4 separate regions of the Homo sapiens genome follow, and regions 2, 3 and 4 are each linked to region 1. Evidence: chromatin contacts called from ENCODE Hi-C or POLR2A ChIA-PET data. All regions are on one chromosome and are shown on one strand. Each heading gives the region's core, a stretch centred on a gene start or an enhancer-like site at or near the end of the contact. The rest is flanking DNA. Distances are from core to core; before and after follow the strand shown.

What was found. Hi-C counts contacts between places; a loop is a spot of excess contacts on that map. ChIA-PET counts read pairs that join two places held with the same protein, here RNA polymerase II (POLR2A). Pooled maps may share reads with other maps.
Region 2: a pooled map shows a loop between it and region 1 (18-fold over the local background). The contact joins the promoter of F10-AS2 here to the promoter of TFDP1 in region 1. A Hi-C loop is called at or near these places in 7 of 50 pooled maps.
Region 3: a loop to region 1 is called in a map of GM12878, with 3 times the contacts of the local background. The contact joins the promoter of LAMP1 here to the promoter of TFDP1 in region 1. A Hi-C loop is called at or near these places in 2 of 168 maps with a recorded cell type or tissue (GM12878 and naive thymus-derived CD4-positive, alpha-beta T cell), 17 of 37 single-sample maps with no recorded cell type and 13 of 50 pooled maps. POLR2A ChIA-PET finds 5 or more read pairs at or near these places in 3 of 52 experiments (H1, HEK293 and WTC11).
Region 4: a loop to region 1 is called in a pooled map, with 3 times the contacts of the local background. The contact joins the promoter of GAS6 here to the promoter of TFDP1 in region 1. A Hi-C loop is called at or near these places in 1 of 168 maps with a recorded cell type or tissue (mesothelial cell of epicardium) and 1 of 50 pooled maps. POLR2A ChIA-PET finds 5 or more read pairs at or near these places in 1 of 52 experiments (BJ).

The regions. Positions count from the first base shown.
Region 1 is chr13:113,581,566-113,586,780 of GRCh38, forward strand. TFDP1 (transcription factor Dp-1) reads left to right here and starts at 3,188. Exons shown (of 12, transcript NM_007111.5): 1 at 3,188-3,323; 2 at 4,209-4,284. The coding sequence starts at 4,273. RefSeq lists enhancers at 1,037-2,010, 2,011-2,982, 4,960-5,215 and silencers at 2,951-3,280, 3,651-4,020.
Region 2 is chr13:113,151,788-113,157,002 of GRCh38, forward strand. F10-AS2 (F10 antisense RNA 2) reads right to left here and starts at 2,199. Exons shown (of 3, transcript XM_011537532.4): 1 at 2,127-2,199; 2 at 1,357-1,983. The coding sequence starts at 2,199. LOC124903216 (a long non-coding RNA gene) reads left to right here and starts at 2,713. Exons shown (of 4, transcript XR_007063880.1): 1 at 2,713-3,078; 2 at 3,270-3,328; 3 at 4,030-4,093; 4 at 4,743-4,823. RefSeq lists a silencer at 2,580-2,629.
Region 3 is chr13:113,294,444-113,299,658 of GRCh38, forward strand. LAMP1 (lysosomal associated membrane protein 1) reads left to right here and starts at 2,796. Exons shown (of 9, transcript NM_005561.4): 1 at 2,796-3,052. The coding sequence starts at 2,992. RefSeq lists a silencer at 2,927-3,206 and an enhancer at 3,437-3,616.
Region 4 is chr13:113,861,584-113,866,798 of GRCh38, forward strand. GAS6 (growth arrest specific 6) reads right to left here and starts at 2,493. Exons shown (of 15, transcript NM_000820.4): 1 at 2,250-2,493; 2 at 1,992-2,158. The coding sequence starts at 2,337. It overlaps GAS6-DT (GAS6 divergent transcript), which reads left to right and starts at 2,594. Exons shown (of 2, transcript NR_044993.1): 1 at 2,594-2,712; 2 at 3,427-5,215. RefSeq lists silencers at 1,517-1,566, 2,047-2,106, 2,127-2,186 and an enhancer at 1,907-2,498.

The DNA.
Region 1 (5,215 bases), core at 1,938-4,437:
TGCCATTTACGCATATCCAGGAATATTATTTTTTAACTTTCCCCATAAATTCCATGAGTCCCTGCCTCCTGCTTGTCCTCCCACTGAAGGCCTCTTGCCATAGTGATGGAAGAAGGCAGAAAATAGGAGATGGTTGGAGAAAAGACCAATGTCATCGAGGAGGGAAACAAAAGACAATCTGGATATGTAATCAGCAGATTTAGAATTAAAACAGGGTTAGAAAATTCTCTCTCTCTGAAAGAGAGGACAGTTTAATGGGGGTGTGGAATTGGTGGGGAGAGTTTGCACCATGCCTGGAGACTCTGGAGCAGACACACACACAGCTTTTGCGAGATGAAGACTTTTCCTGGGAAGGACACGTTCACTTCTAGTAAAACACAGCACAGGCCATTTCCATGTAATATTTGGGACGGTAGCTGAATCTGGTGCCCACATGCACAAAACAAGACAGTATCTGGCCCCAACCATAGGGCTGAACCCAGCCTCTGGCATGTGGTGCAAGTCAACACCTGAACGAGTGCATCATTCAAAGAACCCTATCTCCTAAACAGCCCAGGCTCCAGAGATACAGGGAGGCCAAAGGCTTAGATAAATTCCGAGGGTTATGGGCTTATTTAGGAAGTTTGCATTTCAGCAACCCAATCGAGAGACTGCAAGGCAAGGCAGTGGCTAAAAATATTTGGATCATCAACCAAAATTTTAGAGGGAATTCTGTTAACTTTTGTTAAGAGAAACGAGGGCTTTCTGTGGAACATGTGGCTATGGAGAGGAAAAAGGGAGTAACTTTTTGCCCTTTTCCTAAGCCACACAGAGCACCGTGAGCATTCATTGCCGCAGTGCCTCGTGCGCGTTCGGAGTATCTCAGTACAGTGATTTTTGTGCAGAAACTTCTTTGAATAATATTAGTTATCAGCCATATAAACATTGTTGAATTATCAGAATCCTGAATTTGTGGGGAAGACGTTTAAGACCCCAATTTTGGACCCTACGTGTGTATCCTCCTAACTGGAGCCCCCAGGTCTCAGGGAGAAGTCCCCAGAGGCTGGGAGGGTGTCACTGTTGCCATCAGGGCTCAAATACTGACATTTAGGAACACATAAAGAATCCCTGTGAAACAGAAGGAACGGACCTAGGAAGATAGGGCCATTTGAGGAACATCAGTGTTCTCTAAGTATCTATTTGTGTGAACCAGCTCGCAGAAAGTGAGCGTTTCTGGTAGTCTTCAAAGAAGAAACGGGTGCTAACTTGTAAGCAGTTTAAGCCAAGTGACCAGAGCTTTAGGGGGTGCGGCGTTGCCTGAGGGGCAGGAGTGGCCAAAATCAGCATAAAACGTGCAAAGTGGGCTGTCATGTAATAATACACCGCACAGGCAGAGAGGCCTTTGGTCAGCTCCTCAAGTCCTCTGTAGATGTTCCTTACCCTCGGCGCGCACCAGCCTCTGCCGCCTGCTGTGGCCCTGAACTTCGGACTCTTCTCTGGCCTAGCCCGCCCTTGGCTGGGGTGCTCGGGCCTGGCCCTAGCGGCGGGGCCCTCCAGGGTGGATTAAGTCTCCAAGACTCCGGGACCACCAGGCTCACCATGCAATGAAACTGTTTCTGGAGTTTTCCTGTCCCTGCTTTCCCTCCCGAGTCCCGGGCCAGGCTGCGTCCGGTGGGCACCGAGGACGCCCAGAATTGTTGGGAATCTGGGCGGAGGCCCGTCGTGGGCTTGGAGGCCACCGGGTCCAGCAGAGGCAGAGGCCTCTGTGCCACGCACGCACACACACCTGCTCTCCTCCGTGTGTCCACATACACACGTCTATGCACACACCTGCTCTCCATACATGCACAGCCCCACACACAGTCGGCCCTTTATGTGCACACACACTCGTGCACACAAGCGGCCCCCTCTCCTCCGTGCATACAGGCGCACACACAGCTGGCTCTCCTCTTTGAGCACACACACTCAAGCACACACCCGGCCCCGCTCTTCCAAGTGCACACACACTCCTGCACACACTAGTCCCTGCTCCCCCCCCCACACTCGCGCACACAGCCGGCACTCTCTGCTCCCTGCACACAAACACACATCCTGACATACCCGGCCCCCTACCTGCTGCCCCATGTGCACACACACTAGTGCACACACCAGTCCCCGCTCCCTCACATGCACACACACTAGTGCACACACCAGTCCCCGCTCCCTCACATGCACACACACTAGTGCACACACCAGTCCCCGCTCCCTCACATGCACACACACGAGTGCACACACCAGTCCCCGCTCCCTCACATGCACACACTAGTGCACACACCAGTCCCCGCTCCCTCACATGCACACACTAGTGCACACACCAGTCCCCGCTCCCTCACATGCACACACTAGTGCACACACCAGTCCCCGCTCCCTCACATGCACACACACGAGTGCACACACCAGTCCCCGCTCCCTCACATGCACACACACGAGTGCACACACCAGTCCCCGCTCCCTCACATGCACACACACGAGTGCACACACCAGTCCCCGCTCCCTCACATGCACACACACGAGTGCACACACCAGTCCCCGCTCCCTCACATGCACACACACGAGTGCACACACCAGTCCCCGCTCCCTCACATGCACACACACTAGTGCACACACCAGTCCCCGCTCCCTCACGTGCACATGCACTAGTGCACACACTAGTCCCTGCTCCCCCACGTGCACACACACTCTTGCACACAGCCGGCCCCGCTCCCCCACGTGCACACACCAGCTCCCGCTCCCCCACATGCACACACACTCGTGCACATAGCCGGCCCCGCTCCCCCATGTGCACACACACTCTTGCACACAGCCGGCCACCTCTCTCTCCGGACACACACAGTCAGAGGCGCGCACAAACACAGTCCCTTGGCCGCCGAGCGCACGCCGCGCGCGCGCACTGCCCGTCCCGGCGCAGGCCCCAGCTACATCTCCGCACGCGCACGCGCACACACGGACACGCGCGCACAGCCCCTCCCCGCTCTCCCAGGGCGCGCAGCACTGGCGGGAGGAGCGGGAGACCGAGGAGCAGCAGAAGAGGAGGAGGAGGGCGCCGAAGGCGCGAAAAGGCGCGCAGGCGCGCTGCGCGGAGCGGGCCCGCCGCCGCCCACGTCACCGCGCCGCGCGCACGTCACGCCGGCCCGACGCTCGGCCAGGGTGAGCCCCGCGTCCCGGCGCCACTCGGCCCAGGGCAGGGACCCCGCCACGGCCGGGACCGCCCGGCCCGGCCCCAGCCCGCGCCTCTCCGCGCCGCCCCGCGCTCCGCACCGCGCCCTCTCCGCGTCCCCGCCCGCGCGGCCGGACCGGGCAGCCAGGTGCGGGTGGGCAGGGGATGCCGCGGGAGCCGCGGGCGGGAGCCGGGGGTGCGGGCGGGACCCCCGGCCACCCCATCCCTTGCCCCGGCCGCGTGTAGGCGCCGCGCGGCCCCGACCCGCGCCCTCCCGCGCCCTGCGCGCTCCTGTGCCTCGGGGACCCCGCGCGCTCGGCGCTGGTAGGGGCTCCCCAGGTGACCGCGGGGCGGGGGTCCCGGGCCCGGCCCTCCCGGCCGACAGCAGCGTCCGCGCCCCACGCTGGAGGTGGGGCCGGGGCCGGGGCCGGGGCTGGGGCCAGGGTCGGCCGGAGCGCGCAGGGCGGGGGAGGGGAGGCCGCCCCACGGCGGCCCGCGGGGACCCGGTTCCGGCGCGCGCGGGAGGCGCCTCGTGCGGAGGCGGCCCGAGGCCTAGTGACAGGCGCGCGGCGCGGACCCCGGAAGCCCACCTGTCAGAGTTACCGGTCAGCCGGGCGGGCGCCGCCGGGGTCTGGGGTGGACGCCGCGAGCCTGCACGTTGCGCCGGGACCCCGGGGCTGTGCCCAGGTGGGTGGTGGGGCACCCCCCTGCAGCGGCGGGAGGGAGGCGCTGCGCCCTGGCTCCTGGGGCTCGGCCCCACCCTCGGCCGCTGGGCGGGCCGTCGGGGACCTGGGGGTAGTGGTGGTGACCCTGCGGGCCCGCGGGCCACTTTTCCGCAGGGGGCATTTCCGTCTGGCGAGGCGACTGAAAATCCTGAGTGTGGGAGTCGGTTTGGCCAGCTCCGCTCTCAGGATGGAGGGTGCCTTTGGGAAGGAAGGTCCGCGTTTCCTTTGAGATGTGTTATTTTTTAAACTTCGTTTTTCATTCTTACTTATTTCTTGTTTTTCCTTACTTTTTTTTTTTTTTTTACCAGAAAAATCATTTTTCTTCTCTGGGAAGGTGAACATTTGTAGCATTGATTTCCCGGATCTGGTAACATGGCAAAAGATGTAAGTATGTTTGCTTCATGCTGCACACGAATGTTTGCCTCGCACTAAATTCTTTGTAGTTCTCTGCCTTTATTTCAGAATGACAACACATAAGCTACAGTAGTGTTTATTTTCAGACTTTTAAAGCGTCTGAAGCGGGATGAAGGTGAAAGATGGAAGGATCTGATCTCTGAAGCTGCGGTCACCACCCACAAGTTGTGGCCTTGGATACCACACTGCAGTTGGGTGGTGATGGGGTGGTGCCTTCTGACTTTTTCCTTATCTTTACCGACTGTGTTAATTGATAATTTTAAATAAACGCCTTAATTAAATTGAGGTGGAGGGTGTTGCAGCACCGCAGCGAATCCTGCATTTCTTGGGGGGCTTCCACATGAGACGCTGGACGGGGGCCAGGCTCAGGGCTCAGGCTGTAGCCACCTGCTGGCACCTGTCTTCCTACAGAGGAAGTTAATTCCACTTGGGTGGACCAAGAGCTAAGGACTTGTTTTGGCCACTTTTTTTCTCAGAAGGATGAGATTTCCTGATTTATGAAATCTGGTAAAAAATGCTACTTAGCCTGCTTTGCAGTTGTCATGAAACTATAGAATATTTTGAAAATTTTTTAAAGCCAGAAATTTAGTCTATTTTATTGGTGTGCGGTTCTTTACCGTGCTTGGTTATGTCAGTCACTGAAACACCAGCTGGATTCTTTAGTGTTTCCCACCGTGCATCGTTTTGTAACTGAGTGAAAGGTGCTGTTGATGTGTTTACCTACTTACCGCACAGAGTTGGAAAGAGTCCGCACATGCTGCCTCTGCCTGAGATACATCTGTAGCGAAAATGCGTCCAGAGTGTGGAGCCCTCTCCGTTGGCGCAGAGGTTTCAGTGGTCCCTGCGAGGCCTTTTGGGGTGTCTGCCCTCCCTGACCTGCGACCAGGCATGTCACACGGCA
Region 2 (5,215 bases), core at 949-3,448, 430 kb before region 1:
GCCTGAGAGTGAGGGAGAGAGAACCTGCAGCAGCCCCATCGCCTCCCCCAGTGACACCTCCCCTCCCCCTGAGCAGGAAGGGGAGCTTTGGGGCGTCCACCTCTGGAGGACGAAGGTGAGAGCGGGTGTCGGGGGCCTGGTGGGGCAGGGAGGCCCTTGTGGGTGCTGGGAGACCAGCCTGTGTGGGTCCAGAGCTGCGCTTGGATGGGGAGATGGGCCTGCCGTCTGGGAACACGCAGCCCAGGCTGTGAGGAAGAGGAAGCAGGAATGAGAGCTTCAGCCAGGACAGCTGGTGGACGGCAGACCTCGGCCCCACCATCACTGTCATGGAGCCATCTCAGCAGGGCTGGGGGTTAAGCTCCCGTTTAGAAGGACCCCACTCCACAGCCACGGGGTAGCCACTGATGTGGGCAAGCGCCCGCCATGAAGACCCCACCTTGGTGGAAGGGCACTGAGAAACTGGACACCCTCGAGACTCAGAGGATCACCTCAGAACTGGCCTGTTAACTATGCCAGGAAAGCATGCCTTTAGCGTGGCAAAACCTGGGGACCCAGCCTCCTCCTGAGCCGAAGGCAGGGGGCTGCCAAAACACTGTCTAAGCAGAGCCCGATCCTGAGTCAGGCAAGTCCAGATGGAGGAAACCATAGACTCTTAAAAAACGTCAGCGTCAGCAAAGACCAGAAACAGCCAGTGACTCTGCAGTCAGTGAGACCAGAGGAGTCTGCAGGCTGCCAGGAGAGCGAGGGAGACTGCTGGGGGTTCCCGTCAGACAGCGCTCAGCGGGGGCGAGGGGAGAGGGAGAGAGGCAGAGCCAGAGAGACAAAAAGAAAGAGAGACAGAGACAGAGAGAAAGAGAGAGACAGAGACAGAGAGAAAGAGAGAGACAGAGACAGAGAGAAAGAGAGAGACAGAGACAGAGAGAAAGAGAGAGACAGAGACAAAGAGAAAGAGAGAGACAGAGAAAGAGAAACAGAGGGGAGGGAGTAAGTCCAGGTAAAAAACAAACAAAAAAATTGAGAATAGAACAAGAGAGAAACAGAGACATGGAGACACAGAGAAAGACACAGTGAGACACAGGAGACAGAGACAGAGAGAGATGCTGAGAGACAGACAGGGAGAGGGAGAGAGAGAGGAGACACCAAGACACAAAGAGGGCGGAGAGACAGACACAGAAAGAGGGAGACAGCGGGGCTGGATGGACGTGTGGCCGGGCCAGTGGGGAGGAGAGACGAGTCCGCAGACAGCGTTCAGAGGCCGCGCTGCCTGGGTGCTGAGCCGTCCCGGGGTTCACGGTCGCAGTTTGTCCTTACAAAACGCCCAGCCGCCCCGACCTGTGGTGCTTAGGGAGGACCTACCTGGCTGTGCCGGTCTGAGAAGGGGCCAGTGAGGCCCGGTGCGGGTACGGGCGGGTGCAGATGCAGCCAGGAGGACGGGCGGGAGCGGGGGCCTGTCCCACACGGGGGCCTCGGCAGCACCGGCATGGCTGGAGGCCAGTACGGCCAGGTGTGGCGGGAGGGAGCGCCGTCTGGCTTGGGTCGTCCATCCTGACAGGACGCTGCAAGGGCAGGAGCCCCGCGCCCCGTGTCCTGCGCCCCCGCTCGAGGACAAGCCCCAGCCGCCGGTCTCCGCTGGGTTCCGACAGGCCTTGCTGGGAGGCCTTGCTGGGAGCTGGGGGTCGAGGCTCACAGACTGCGCTGACCCCAGCAGGCACAGCTGGGTCCAGGGACTCGGGAACTCGCAGCCTGACGCGGGCCGGACCCCCGGGGTGGGTGCTGAGGGCCTCGGATGCCCTCCCTGGCTGGACGTTGTGGCTGTGCTGATACTGAGCGGTAACCCTAGGAAGGAGAGTCCCCTGGGCTCAGCTACCCGGGACAAGGTCAACAGGGACACCGGCCCCAGTTCCAGGAGAAAAACAAGCACGGCCAGCGGCGAGTGTGGGCGACAGCAGCTCAGGGAGAAGCAGATTATCAACAGCGAATTCACTCAGGGTCAGCCAACTGTACGCTTAAAAAAAGATTCCTGCGGTAAACTGTATGTCTATTTTACCACAATAAAAAACTTATTGTTTTTAATTACCAATGACTTCTAAAAAATGTTTTTAAAACCCAGATCACAAATCCTGAACATAGGGCCTGAAAGGCGAATTCAGCCACCACGGAGGACTCCCGCACCGTGGAGCCGGGACGCAGGGACTCCATGCTGCGCGGAGGGCAGGGGCACGTGACGCAGGGCGTGGGGGAGGCGGGGCGTGGAGGAGGCGGGGCGCGGGGGGCGGGGCGTGGGGGAGGCGGGGCGTGGGGGCGGGGCGTGGGGGGCGGGGCGTGGGGGAGGGCAGGGGCACGTGACGCAGGGCGTGGGGGAGGCGGGGCGCGGGGGAGGCGGGGCGCGGGGGAGGAGGGGCGTGGGGGGGCGGGCCGTGGGGGAGGAGGGGCGTGGGGGGGCGGGCCGTGGGGGAGGAGGGGCGTGGGGGGCGGGGCGTCGGGGAGGGCAGGGGCACGTGACGCAGGGCGCGGGGGAGGCGGGGCGCGGGGGAGGCGGGGCGCGGGGGAGGCGGGGCGCGGGGGAGGCGGGGCGCGGGGGAGGCGGGGCGCGGGGGAGGCGGGGCGCGGGGGAGGAGGAGGAAGGGTTCTGAGTGGACGCGGGGACTCCATGCCACGCGGAGGGCAGCCGCTCATGAGGCGGGGTGTGGGGGAGGAGGAGGAAGGGTTCTGGAGTGGCTTTTCTACTCCAGAAGTCTCCCCGATCCTGAAAGAAAATCTAGACAGGTGGAAAAAAGAGAAACATGTCCAGATAGTGTCTTCCACATTAATGGTCTCCCAAGCTCTGAGGAAGCCCAATGAGTTGAACAGTTTCTCATAAGCTTGCGGGTCCCTGTCAGTGCTTCTGAGATGCTAAAAACGCCAGGCTGTGGGCTGCGTCACCATGTGTCTCCTCTTTAATTTCTTCAGGAGCTCCAGGTGATAAGCTGCCACCTCCATCCACAATGTGGACATCAGAGGATGCAGCATGCTGTGGTTTGAATGTGTCCCTATAGTGCACGTGTTGGAAACTTAATCCCAAGGCAACAGTGTTGAGAGGTGGGACCTTTAAGACGCATTCATTGTCAGAGCCCACGTGAATGAATTGATACCACTATTGTAGGAGTGGGTTCGTTATTTTGGAATAAAAGGATGAGTTTGGCCCCCTTCCTCTCTCCCCTTTCTCTCTCTCTCTCTCTCTCTCTCTCTCTCTCTCACGCGCATCCACCTTCCACCATGGGATGACGCAGCAAGAAGGCCCTCGCCAGATGGGGGCCCCTGGACCTTTGATGTCCCAGCCTCCAGAACTGTAAGAAATAAATTTCTGTTCTTTATAAATTACCCAGTCTCAGATATCCTGTTACAGCACCACAAAGTGGACTAGACCACACTCTACTCTGTGAATCTAAGACGCACCATTATTGATGAACCTGAAAGAAAGAGCATATACCCAAATTAGCTGTGGGTCAGCTCAGCCTGGAGGCAAGAGGGGGAAGCTCAGATAATCTAAACCACAGGCCAGCCAGGAACCAGCTTTGCAATACATTTACACTATTCACATGGGCTCCCAAAACTCACACAAAAAAATGTATTTAAAGGGATTGCAAAGTGGCAGTGCCCCCAGGGGGCAACATAAAGCACAACCCCTTTCAGGAAGAACTCGGCCTTGTCCAGGCTGACATTAGAACATTGGCTGTAGGGAACAGGCCAATTCAGAGATGTTGAAATCTAAAACATAGGTCCCAGAGTTGATTGAACAGGTATTTAAATAGGGACTGCGGCAAGATCTAAGTATTCAATGACCAGGTTCTCCATAGGCTGCTCATTTCAGGTTCCACACAAAGTTGTGGGGTCAGTTGATTTAAGCTGGGGACCCCCACAGAGGACACCCCAACATCTGAAGGACACGACAAAGACCCCAAAGGAAGGAAGATTCTCCTCAGGTATACAGAAGGAAAGTAAACCAGTCAATGGAAAAAGTGTCCCAATGTTGGTTGGTTTGTTTTTCAGAACAGAAGAGGGTGACAGAAGAACGATTATTCATATGAGAGATGAGGAAGATGAGTAGAACGAGGTGAATCTTAATGTTTGGACAATTTATTATTGTAGAATTTTTGGTCCAAAGGTGGTATCTTTGAGAAGGCAGATGAGAAAATTAAATCACCACATACAACACGGTCAGTCCACGTACAACACAGTCAATCACAGCTGTGGCCTCGATGTTGATGCCTTCCTGTATTAGTCTGTTCTCATGTCACTGTGAAGAAATACTTGAGACTAGGTAATTTATAAAGAAAAGCGGTTTAATGAACTCACAGTTCCACATGGCTGGGGAGGCCTCAGGAAACATAATCATGGCAAGCAGGCACCTCTTCACAGGGTGGCAGGAGAGAGAAAATGTGTGTCAATCACAGGGGGAAGCCCCTTATAAAATCATTAGCTCTTGTGAGAATGCACTCACTATCACAAGAACCACCTCCATGATTCAATCACCTCCACCTGGTCCTGCCCTTGACCTGTGGGGATTATTACAATTCAAGGTGAGATTTGGTTGGGGACACAGAGCCAAACCATCCCCCAAAACTCACGTTGAAACCTAACCCCCTGTGCAATAGTACTAGGAGGTGGGGCCTCTGGGAGGCACTCTGCCTTCATGGATGGATGACTGCCCTCCCAAAAGAGGCTCCAGGGAGCACCCACATTCCTCCCTTCCACCATCCAAGGACACGTCTATGAATCATGGGCCGTCACCAGACACTGAGTCTACTGGAGCCTTGATCTTGGACTTCCCATCCTCCAGAACTGTGAGCACTACGTTTCTGTTTATCGTAAATTACCCACTCTAAGGTGTTTTGTTACAGCAGCCCCAACAGACTAAAATGGTCCATGAGGGAAGAGGTTGTAGCTCAGATACCCATGTCAGGCATATAGGATGTGCTTAATTAACACTTATTGATCGAATGTGTATGTCCCTGTCTGCCTTTCCATTTTTAGGCAGCTATTGATGGTTTTTAAACTATCCAGCAGAAGTATTTTTAATGTAAATTTCCATGTGGGAATACATTTTCACACAAAAAAAGGCACCTTTTCTTAAGTGAAGGCCACGTAGATTGCCAGGCTGGTGCAATTCACCCAAGAGCTATCCTATACAATCAACTTCTGGCTTTCAAATTATTTTAACTCACTCACTAAAGAT
Region 3 (5,215 bases), core at 1,546-4,045, 290 kb before region 1:
AAGGTCAGGCGCGGTGGCTCATGCCTGTATTCCCAGCACTTTGGGAAGCCAAGGAGGGTGGATCACTTGAGGTCAGGAGTTCAACAGCCTGGACAACATAGTGAAACCCTGTCTCTACTAAAAACACAAAAATTAGCTTGGCATGGTGGTGCATGCCTGTGATCCCAGCCAATTTTTTAAAAATTGGCCAGGTGTGATGGTGTGCACCGGTAGTCCCATCTACTTAGGACGCTGAGGTGGGAAGGCCGCTTGAGGCTGCAGTGAGCCTTGATTCCAACACTGCACTCCAGCCTGGGAGACAGAGAGAAATCCTGTCACAAAACAAAACAAAACAAAAAAGAAAGAAGGGGGAAGAAAAGAAAAAGGAAAGAATCAGAAAAAGAAGAAAAAAAGAAAAGAAAAGAAGGGAGGGAGGGAGTAGGGCATCACTTTGTCTAAATAATTGTAACCACAAAAAAGTGGAGACAGGTGAAGTAAATAGATGAGTATGGCCAGAGCATGGGGCAGCAGCAGGAAAGGAAAGAACAGATATGTATGGTTTGGACTAGATGAGTGTTTCTGAGCCTTTTTTTGATAAATGCCCTCCCTCCGTTCTGATACACACTTTAGGACACAGTGTGGGAATCATGTCATCTCTGAACCTCCTTCAACCAAGATTTTGTCCAGCATTAGATTCTATTTTTGCATTGTTAAGCAGGTTTTTGTTTTGCACCATAAAACTGTAATATTCAGTATGCTTGTTCAAACACCTCTCCTACTTTCTAAACCCTACTTCTAGCCTCCTTAAGAAGCAGTGGATCAGAGGAGTCCCCGAATTTAAACCTCCAGAGTTTCGCGTAATTGTCTCATTCCACTGCAGGGGAGAAAATATAATTTCTCTTCTTTCTCTCTTTATTAGTTGAGACATTCTCCTGAAAACAAAATTCAGAGCAACAGGAGAAACAAGCAGAAGTTTATTAGCACTTGCTGTACCCATCGTGTGAGAGGCCTCAGTTCAGAAGTATTTCTCTCTCAAGGCATGTTGTGAACAGCACAAGGTCAGACATAACCAGGTCCACACACGTTTATGTCTTTCCACAGGGTGGGAATATATTGATGCTATTTCAATTATAAAAGCCACGAGCTACGAGGAGTTGCCTCGAGACAATTCCCTTCAGTACTACTTGTTAACTTGGTAGAGCCATGGGCAAAGGCTCAAGCCAGTCCACGTGTCAGTCAATACTGCAAACTATACATCATAGTGTACTTAAAATACAAACGCTATGGTTTAAACATTCCCCATCAAACAAAGTAACATTGGACATCAAGAGAAAGAGGATAGGAAAAGGGGTTAATGGATCAATCCAAGGAAAGCAATGACGGGAACAAGGAGTGTATTCCAGCCTGATCCAGACAGAAGTCATTGTCTTCCAAGGAAGTCCTTGATGTGAGCAGATCCTTAGGCAGCAGATGCAGGGTGCTAAGCACAAGTGACAGCAAGGTGGGGTCTATCAAAATGCCAGTGTTGAATTGGTCAAATCCCGCCCTTTTTAAGGTCACAGTCCTCTGGTGAGGACTGATAGTGAGTGCCTGGTCCTGTCTTTATCTGGCTGAGTGCTGTCTCTATTAACTAGGTGCACATCCAGTCCCCGTTGCTATGATGCCTTTTGAAATGTAAGATTAAATCTTTTTCTAAGATGTAGGTACTTATGCGACGGGTGCTTTATACAAAGCAGTAGCGTAGGGGCCTTAATTAAATAGTATTTTAACAAAAGGCCATAAATCCTATATGATGACAAGCCAAAAAACAGAGCATCTTCAGACTTCTAAAATGCAGGAGCCAGGCGCCGTGGCTCAGGGCTGTAATCTCAGCACTTTGGGAGGCCGAGGCGGGTGGATTGCTTGAGGTCAGGAGTTCGAGACCAGCCTGGCCAACTGGTGAAACCCCGTCTCTACTCAACATACAAAATCAGCCGGGCGTGGTGGCGCACGCCTGTAATCCCAGCTACTTGGGAGGCTGAGGCAAGAGAATCGCTTGAACCCGGGAGGCGGAGGTTACAGCGAGCCGAGATCGCGCCACTGCACTCCAGCCTGGGCGACAGAGCGAGACTCCGTCTCAAAAAAAAAAACAAAGTGCTCGACAGGAACTTTCTGTAAGCCAAAGAGTATCGCCATCGCACCTTCACCTTCACCTTGGGCAGCCTGGTGCCGTCTTCCCTCAGCCCGCGATTAACGAGCGGAAGGCCGCACTGACCCATTTCAGATCCCTTATTTCCTTCCTAAAACCACTCAAGAGTTTGGGCACAGTGGCCTCCCTGTGTGAGGAACTTGCTTCCCACTCACCAAAAGACAAACCCTTCGCCCATCCCTGGCCGCGCACCCGGCCGGTCACCCGCGCTGCCACCCACACCACCCTCCTGTCCATAAAGAGCCCGCGTTTGGGACGCCTCGCAGGCTGAAGGGAGGCCTGGGCGTCCGCGATCCGTCTGCCCTTTCTCCCCTCGCGGGCTTCCTCTTTCCTCACTTTCTCCCGCCACTACTCTTCCTCTTCCTTTTCCGCGAACCCAGCCCACTTCCCGTTTCAGGACCTCGGCTCGGCCCCAGTCCCCCGGACCAGGCCGGGTCACGTGGGTCCAGGGTCACGTGCCGCTGCGGGTCACGTGCCGCTGCGGGTCACGTGTCGGCCTGCATCACGCGTGAGGGGGCGCGCGGTGCTGGAAGCTGCCGCACCTGCGGGGAGCCGAGCCGCCGGCGCTCGACGCGCGCGCTCTCGCGAGACCCGCGGGATCACGTGACGCCCGGGCGCGGCGCAGCTCACGTGACAAGCGCTGCCGGCCGCGGTGTCTTCTTCGTGCCGGCGTCGCAGTGGCCGGGCCTCTTGCGTCTGGTAACGCCGCTGTCTCTAACGCCAGCCCTTGGCGCCCGCGCCCCGCCACCGCAGCGCCCGGCAGTCCGCGGCCCAACCGCCGCCCGCGCCCCCGCTCCCCGCACCGTACCCGGCCGCCTCGCGCCATGGCGGCCCCCGGCAGCGCCCGGCGACCCCTGCTGCTGCTACTGCTGTTGCTGCTGCTCGGTGAGGGGGTCGAGGCGGGGCCTGGGAGCGGCGGGACCGGGCGGAGCCGAGGTCCCTGGGTCTTGAGGGCGGGGGACTGCCGGGTCGTTGTCCCGCGGGTCGCCCCGCACCCACTGCTCCTGGTCCCGGCCGGCTCTGCCCGCGGGCGGGTGTTTCTCTCGGGGTCGTAGGGTCGGAGCGGAGCTCAATGGCAGGTGCTTGGGGGACCAGGAGGTCTCATCCCAGGACCTGGCTCCTCTAAGGTCTGTCTCACTGAACTCAGTTTTTCTGTGGTGGTGAGTGCGAAAGGGAACTTCCGATGGCTTGCTCGGCGGTCTGGTGCTTTCAGGTCGTTAAGTTTCCTGGCAAGTTGAGGCGGTGAGATCTAGACGAGGCTGCGCCGCCGAAGGTGGCAGGGACGTCTGTGGTCTCAGCTCCCGGGTGGGTGACCTAGATCAAGCTCTTCCCAACATGGATTTCACCCAGGACAGGGAGAAGCCGGTGCGAGCATTCCCCACCTTTGTACTTGAACCTTTCTCCTCTTTCAGCGGTGTGGAGGAGATGCGAGTGTATTTATGTTATTGTGAATTCACATGTATGTTAAAATAATTTTTAAAGTTATCTTTGGGATTTCACAAGATTCCGTAGTAGACAAGATGAGGGAAAGCTGGCCTCAGACTCACGGTGGCAATGTTCATGTCTAGTAAGTAGTTTAAAGAGCGCCGTTCCTGTAGGCCGAAATGCGGGACCAGGGAACACGTGGGGAAGCACCCTTCTCTTCTGTCAGTTTATAGAGCTCAGATGGGCAGTAGGTGCTCAATATTGTATTGACTAGTGAATTTCGTTCTCATTTATTGTCTTAATAAGAGGATGTGTGCTGTCTCTTTAAGACAGTCCGGATTGCCCCCCGCCAACACTATTCTTTCACCTCCTCCCCCCGCCGCCCTCCCCCGTAATATGAGAAGATTATCTTAAATGCCAGGATCTGAAAGGTGATGTAGAATCAAGCTGGGGGAGTGTGTGTGAGTTAAGTAGATATAGAAATACACTCCTGTACACATCTGCCTTGACTTCTTTAAATCCCTCAGTCCCATCCAGCTGTAAAACTCTGTTACTGTGAGTGAATGGATCTTGGCTTCCCTTTTTTGTTTTGCCTGTTGTGTAAAATGAATTCTTTGAACTGCCTGAATAGCCACAGAGATGAACTTATTCCAATAGTAAGCCTGAAGCCTTGCTCAGCTCCTGCGACAGGGTCAGGTGTAGTTAATGAAAGGAGTTGCAGAAACAAGTTTTGTCATGTCACAGCAACTGCATTGTTCTTTGTTACAGATGCTCACAAGCCTCATAACTTTGATGTTTTGTTTCATGTTTTAAAAACTCACTTCAGGCCGGGAGCAGTGGCTCACGCCTTTAATCCCAACACTTTGGGTGGCCGAGGCAGATGGATCATGGCGTCAGGAGTTCGAGACCAGCCTGGCCAATATGGCGAAACCCGGTCTCTACAAAAATACAAAAATTAGCTGGGCATGGTGGCGCACGCCTGTAATCCCAGCTACTTGGTAGGCTGAGGCAGAAGAATTGCTTGAACCCGGGAAGCAGAGGTTGCAGTGAGCTGAGATCAAGCCACTGCACTCCAGCCTGGGCAACTGAGGGAGACTCCGTCTCAAAACAAAAAAAAAATTAACTTTAAAAATGAAGAGAAAAAATCCATAACTCCCTAATATTGTGATTGGAATATTGCTTGTGTAATCAGTCTTCTAAGATCTGTTCCATTATATCTTTTATGTTTACAATCTTAACTTTTTTTTTTTGAGGCGGAGTTGCTCTGTGCCCAGGCTGGAGTGCAGTGGCACAACCTCGGCTCACTACAACTTCTGCCTCCTGGGTTCGAGCAATTCTTCTGCCTCAGCTTCCTGAGTAGCTGGGATTACAGGCACCCGCCACTATGCTAGGCTAATTTATGTATTTTTGGTAGAGACTAGGTTTAACTATGTTGGTTAGACTGGTCTCGATCTCCCGACCTCGTGATCCGCCTCCCTCTGCCTCCCAAAGTGCTGGGAGTACGGGTTTGAGCCACCGTACTTGGCCCAAGAATTTTTTTTTTTTTTTTTTGAGGCAGAGTCTCACTCTGTCACCCAGGCTGGAGTGCAGTGGCGTGATCTCCGTTCACTGCAGCCTCCGCCT
Region 4 (5,215 bases), core at 1,243-3,742, 280 kb after region 1:
CTCGGGCCTGGGGTCTCCCAAGAGTGTGGCAGAGGATGCAGTGGAGACTAGGGTCCTGGGAGGGGTGGGCCTGGTGTGCTGGAGCCGGCTGGGACTCAAGCCAGCCTCTGGACCCTGCCCCTGCCCCTGCCCCAACCAGGCTGTCCCCAGCATCCACCTGCCGGCAGGAACCGGAAACAGAAACAGAAACAGACAGCAAGCTAATGGCCAGATCCAAAAACCAGAGGGAAAGCGGGTTGTTATCATTTGGCATGGGGGCTGGGAAGGAGGGCAGAACGCTGGGAACTGAGATGACGCTGAAAAGAAGCCGACAGAGGCTGCTGGGGCCAGGCTGTGAGAGGATGGGAGGGATGCCTCCCGGGCACCAAAGCCACTCAGCCACATGCAGGAGGGTGAGGAGATGAACATGCCAGCACAGAAACCATGTGACGCAACCGCAGTTGTATTAAAGTGATGGGGTCCTGAGTGCTGTTTTCATTTTCTTATCTTCATTTCACACCTTTGTAAATAAAGTTATTAAATTAAAATTGGAAAACCAGGTAGGGGACTGACTTGGGAAGAACAGCACAGTACATCCAGGCAGCGTCCAGTCTGATTGACATGGGCCCTGCAGGTCCTGGAGGACAGCGAGGAGGGGCTGCGGCCAGGCCTTGCAGGGCTGCGCGGAGCGGGTACTGTGGGGTGGGGGTGACCCTGCTGCCCTCAACTCCCATCACCAGCACGCCCCATGCCACAGTCCCTGTGCACGCAGAATGTTCCGGGTGAGGACGCTGTTGGAGGACACTGCACCAGCCACACGACCAACCCCACAGCTGGGCGGCGACTCCGAGCGACCAGGGCACACAGGCCCACCTGCCTCAGCCAGCAGCACAGGCCAGGATTCATCATTAAAGAAACAGGAAAACAGAGAGGCCGGGGAGAGCGACCAAGCTAGGCTGAGCTGAAGGAGGGCACGGGCCTGTGGGGCTGTGGGCAGCCCCCGGGCAACAGCCCCAGGTGCGTCATCTCTGCAGGGATGAGCTATGTCCACAAGTGCACAGTGGCCATCTGACAGCCTCAGAGCTTTCAGAAAGGCAGATCTAAGAGGGGTCAAGTCAACCACTAGAAATGTAAGCGGAAACAGGCCTCCATGGTTCATCCAGAACCACTCTTTCATCCCGGGTGACATTTATTCCACCCCAGGAGAATTCTTTAAAAGGAACATTCCAGCAGAACGGAAAACTTCGCTATGAAATCACCCTGACTTCAGGGCGGGAGGGACGTCAACGGGAATCCACACCTTCTCGGACTTTCCAAAGTCACCCGCTCCCGAGCCCGCAGGATAGAGTGGCCAGGCCGTCCTCACACGGCGGCTCCTGCGGGAGGCGGCCCCGGGCGCCCCGCCTTCTCCAAGGACATTCCTAACCGAGGTGCCGGGGCCAGCACCGTCGGGCTCCTGAAAGCACCCGCTGCCTCCAGGAGAGCACCTGGCAGAACGGGGCCGCGGAGCCGCCCTCCCCTCCCGCATGCGGCCCCGCTCGATTCCTGGAATCTTATTTTTGGACCTGCTGCCGCAAGCAGTTCCCGCCCTCGGCCCTTTCAATTCCTCTTTCGGGAGGGGACTGCTCTCCACCCCTCTCAGGAGGACGAGGCGCGGCCCGGGGGTTCCTCACCTCCAGCCCAGCAGAGGGAGGGCCGCGGGGAAGCGGTTTGGGTTTTAACCATTGTGTTTCTCTCGCACTTTGGAAACGGACTCCCGGCTTCCCCGCGGGGAGGCGTCTGACAGCGAGCGTTTCCCGGACAGCCCCGCAGCGTCTCACCGGCCTGCGCGGGGATCCCGGGGTCGCCGGGGGATGGGCGTGGGGGACGCGGGGCGGGCCGGGGCTCCTGGGACCCTGAGGCCAGGCCTCGCCGCGCGGAGCTGGGGGGCGGCAGCAGCGCTGCCTCTCGGGAGCGGTTGGAGGCGCGCGGGCGCCAGGGGTTCCCCCGCATCCCGCCCGCCGGCTGCTCACCGTCTCGGGGTCGTTCTCGAACACCTCCCGCGCCTCCTCGCGGCTGCACAGCTCCTCCACGCACTCCCTCTCCAGGTGGCCCTGCTTGGCCTCCTCGAAGACCTGAAAGGCGCGGCGCTGCCTGGGCCGCAGGAACTGCGTGGCCTCGCGCGCCGGCAACAGCGCGGCTGCCCGGAGGGAGAGAGGGGGACGCGTCAAGCCGCGCCCGGAGCCTCCTCCCGCCGCCCGGGGACGGGGTCTCGGGCCCGCGGGACTCACCAAGCGCGCACTCCGCGGCCAGCAGCAGCAGCAGCAGCTGCGGCGCGCGGCGCAGGGCGGCGGGCCCGGGCGAGAGCGAAGGGGCCATGGCGGGCCGGGGACGCGCGGTCAGAGCGCCCGGGAGGCCGAGGCGAGCCGCGGGCGCCGCGGGGCGGAGGCTCCGGTCATCCCGTCCTGGCGGCCCTGAAGGTCACATCGCGGCGGCGGCGGCGGCGGCGGCTGCGGCACCTCAAGCGCTCGGTCTGGGCGTGTTCGGGCGGCTGCGCGCGGGGAGGCGGCGGGGGCGGGACCAGCGCGCGGGCGGGGCGCGGGTTCCCGGGAGGATCCGGGCGCGGGGAAAGCGGAGCGTCCGGGACGCGGCGGGACTCGAGTGTTTCGGAAAAGGAGCGTCTCCCCAGGCGGTGGTTGTCTTCACTAGCGATGGGGTAAAAGGAGGACGCAATACCTGGTTCAACTTGAGCAGGTACATTTTGACCATATTCCAGGTGTCATGTGAAGATTTAAGCCTCTTTCCAACCCCCACTCCCCCCGAATCTACTGCATCCTTTTTGGAGTCTTCATTCTTAGGCACATTTTGTCAAGACTTAAAACCTACCAAAGAAAAGATACACTGAGGTCAGATCCAATCCCACTGGGGGCCAGCGAGTGAAATGCGACGGTTTCCTTTTATAATCTCTGTTTTTCATAATGATGACATTAAAAATCTTGAGGTTTCCCAGTAGATATTTAAGCTGAAAGCAACATTGTGCTTGTCTTCAGAGACCAAGACTTTCTGGCTCTTGTCTTGGAATATTTCGCAAAGTCATAGGCAAAACACACACAAACAAACAGAACCAAAACACAGCAGACCACTCACGGGGGACCGAACCAGGCAGTTAGCCCAGCATCCCCCTGCTGCGGGAGGAGGGAGCTTGGATACTCCTCTCTGGAGAATCCTGCTCTGGAAATCCCCACACCCCAAAATGCAATGTAGAGGGGCAGTGAGTCAGCACCTCACCCCAAATGAATGGCCGTTCTGCTCAGCAGGCTCAACGCTTAGATCCCCAGATCCAGTTTCTCTTTGCTTTCTGTAATTGGAAGAATGGAATAGGATTGCTGCTAGAAATCTTTGAGGTCACTGGTTTGAAAGTGGGATTATGAGCATGAATTTTTGTTGTTGTTGTTTGTTTGTTTTCAGACGGAGTCTCGCTATGTTGCCCAGGCTGGGGTGCAGTGGCGTGATCTCTGCTCACTGCAAGCTCCGCCTCCCGGGTTCACGCCATTCTCCTGCCTCAGCCTCCCGAGTAGCTGGGACCACAGGCGCCCGCCACCACGCCCGGCTGATTTTTTTTATTTTTAGTAGAGACGGGGTTTCACCGTGTTAGCCAGGATGATCTCAATCTCCTGACCTCGTGATCCGCCCGCCTGGGCCTCCCAAAGTGCTGGGATTACAGGTGTGAGCCACCGCGCCTGGCCGAGCATGTTAATTTAAGCAAATGAATGTCCCTGGGAATGATCTTCAAGGAGAATTAAAGTGGGATAGAGAAGTCATCTATCTGCACCTGTGTCTGAACCAGAATGACGAGGCACTTCCATGTCAGCTAGTTACTGGAGCAGGCGGAGTAAGGAGTACCCCTGGGCTTCTGCCCCGAAACCACCACGGCTACTTCAAAACAATATTACATTAATTTTCCTGCTTGTTCTTGAGAAGCACTGGTTTGAAAAATTGGATGGGGTGATACATGTTTTAATCAGTATTTACAAGGCTCCTTAATCACTTCATCAGACAATTCATTGAGCACCTACTATGTGCCAGGCAGTGTAATTCATTGAGCACCTGCTGTGTGCCAGGCAGTGTCTGAGGCACTTCTAGCTATTATTTCCTAAGGGTTCCAGCAGCCCATGGATAAACTTCAAAGAGTGTAAGCTCCTAAAAATTGTTCGTATTTTCTGCACATTTTTGTAGTTTTGGAGAAGAGAGTTAATGGAGTTCTTGCCATTCTCAGAATTATTTGATCCCTTTAGGAATGAGCATCTCTAGCCTCTGCCTGTTCATCTGGGACAATCTGCACCTGGGCGTGGACCTGCTGCTTCAGATCAGTAGGTATCAGAATGAACTCAGTTGGATGGGGCAGTTCAGGACCCCTGGCCTCCTTTTAGTCTGGACCCCACTCTCATTCCTCATATTCTCAATTCACTCTTTCTACTGAGTTACTATCCTAGTAATGACAATGCCTCCTATCATCTAGAGACTTGGTTTGATACAATGCATTCACATACAACTGCTCGTTTTGATTTCTATAACTGGGGAATACAGAAAGCAAATATGCGGTGCAATGGAGGATGTCTCCATTACCCCAGATAACTCCAAAATTCTTCACCTAGTTACCAGTGCAGGAAATTCGTTCGAAGGCAGAAATGGAAAATGAATAAGAAACAATTTGGATGTGTTCCAAAAATGGAGAGTTGTCAGGCACTATATCATACAACCTGAAATATCAATGGTGAAGTAGACAGTTCACCTCCACAGGGGGCAGGAGGTTGGACCCAGGGCAATGGATGTTTTATATGGATGGTTAACCGGTCTGTGGCCATGAGGTGGAAAGCTGTGTACACCTGTGAAGCCATCATCACAATCAAGTTAGGGAACATATCCATCACCCAAAAAAGTGTTCTCATGCCCTTTGGTAATTCCTCCCTCCTAAATGTCCCCACCCTACCCCACATCCCAGTTTCTATGCAAAAACCGCTGACCAACTTTCTATCACTATAGATTTGTTTGTATTTTCTAGACTTTTATATAAAAAGAATTATACTGTATGTACACTTTTTTGTCTGTTTTTTTCACTTAACATATTTATTTTCAGAATCATCTATCTTGTTGCAGGTGTATTCCTTTTTATTGCTCAGTAGTATTCCACTGTATGGATATAACACAATTTGTTTATCATTCACCTGTTGAGGGACATTATACTTGCTTCTAAATT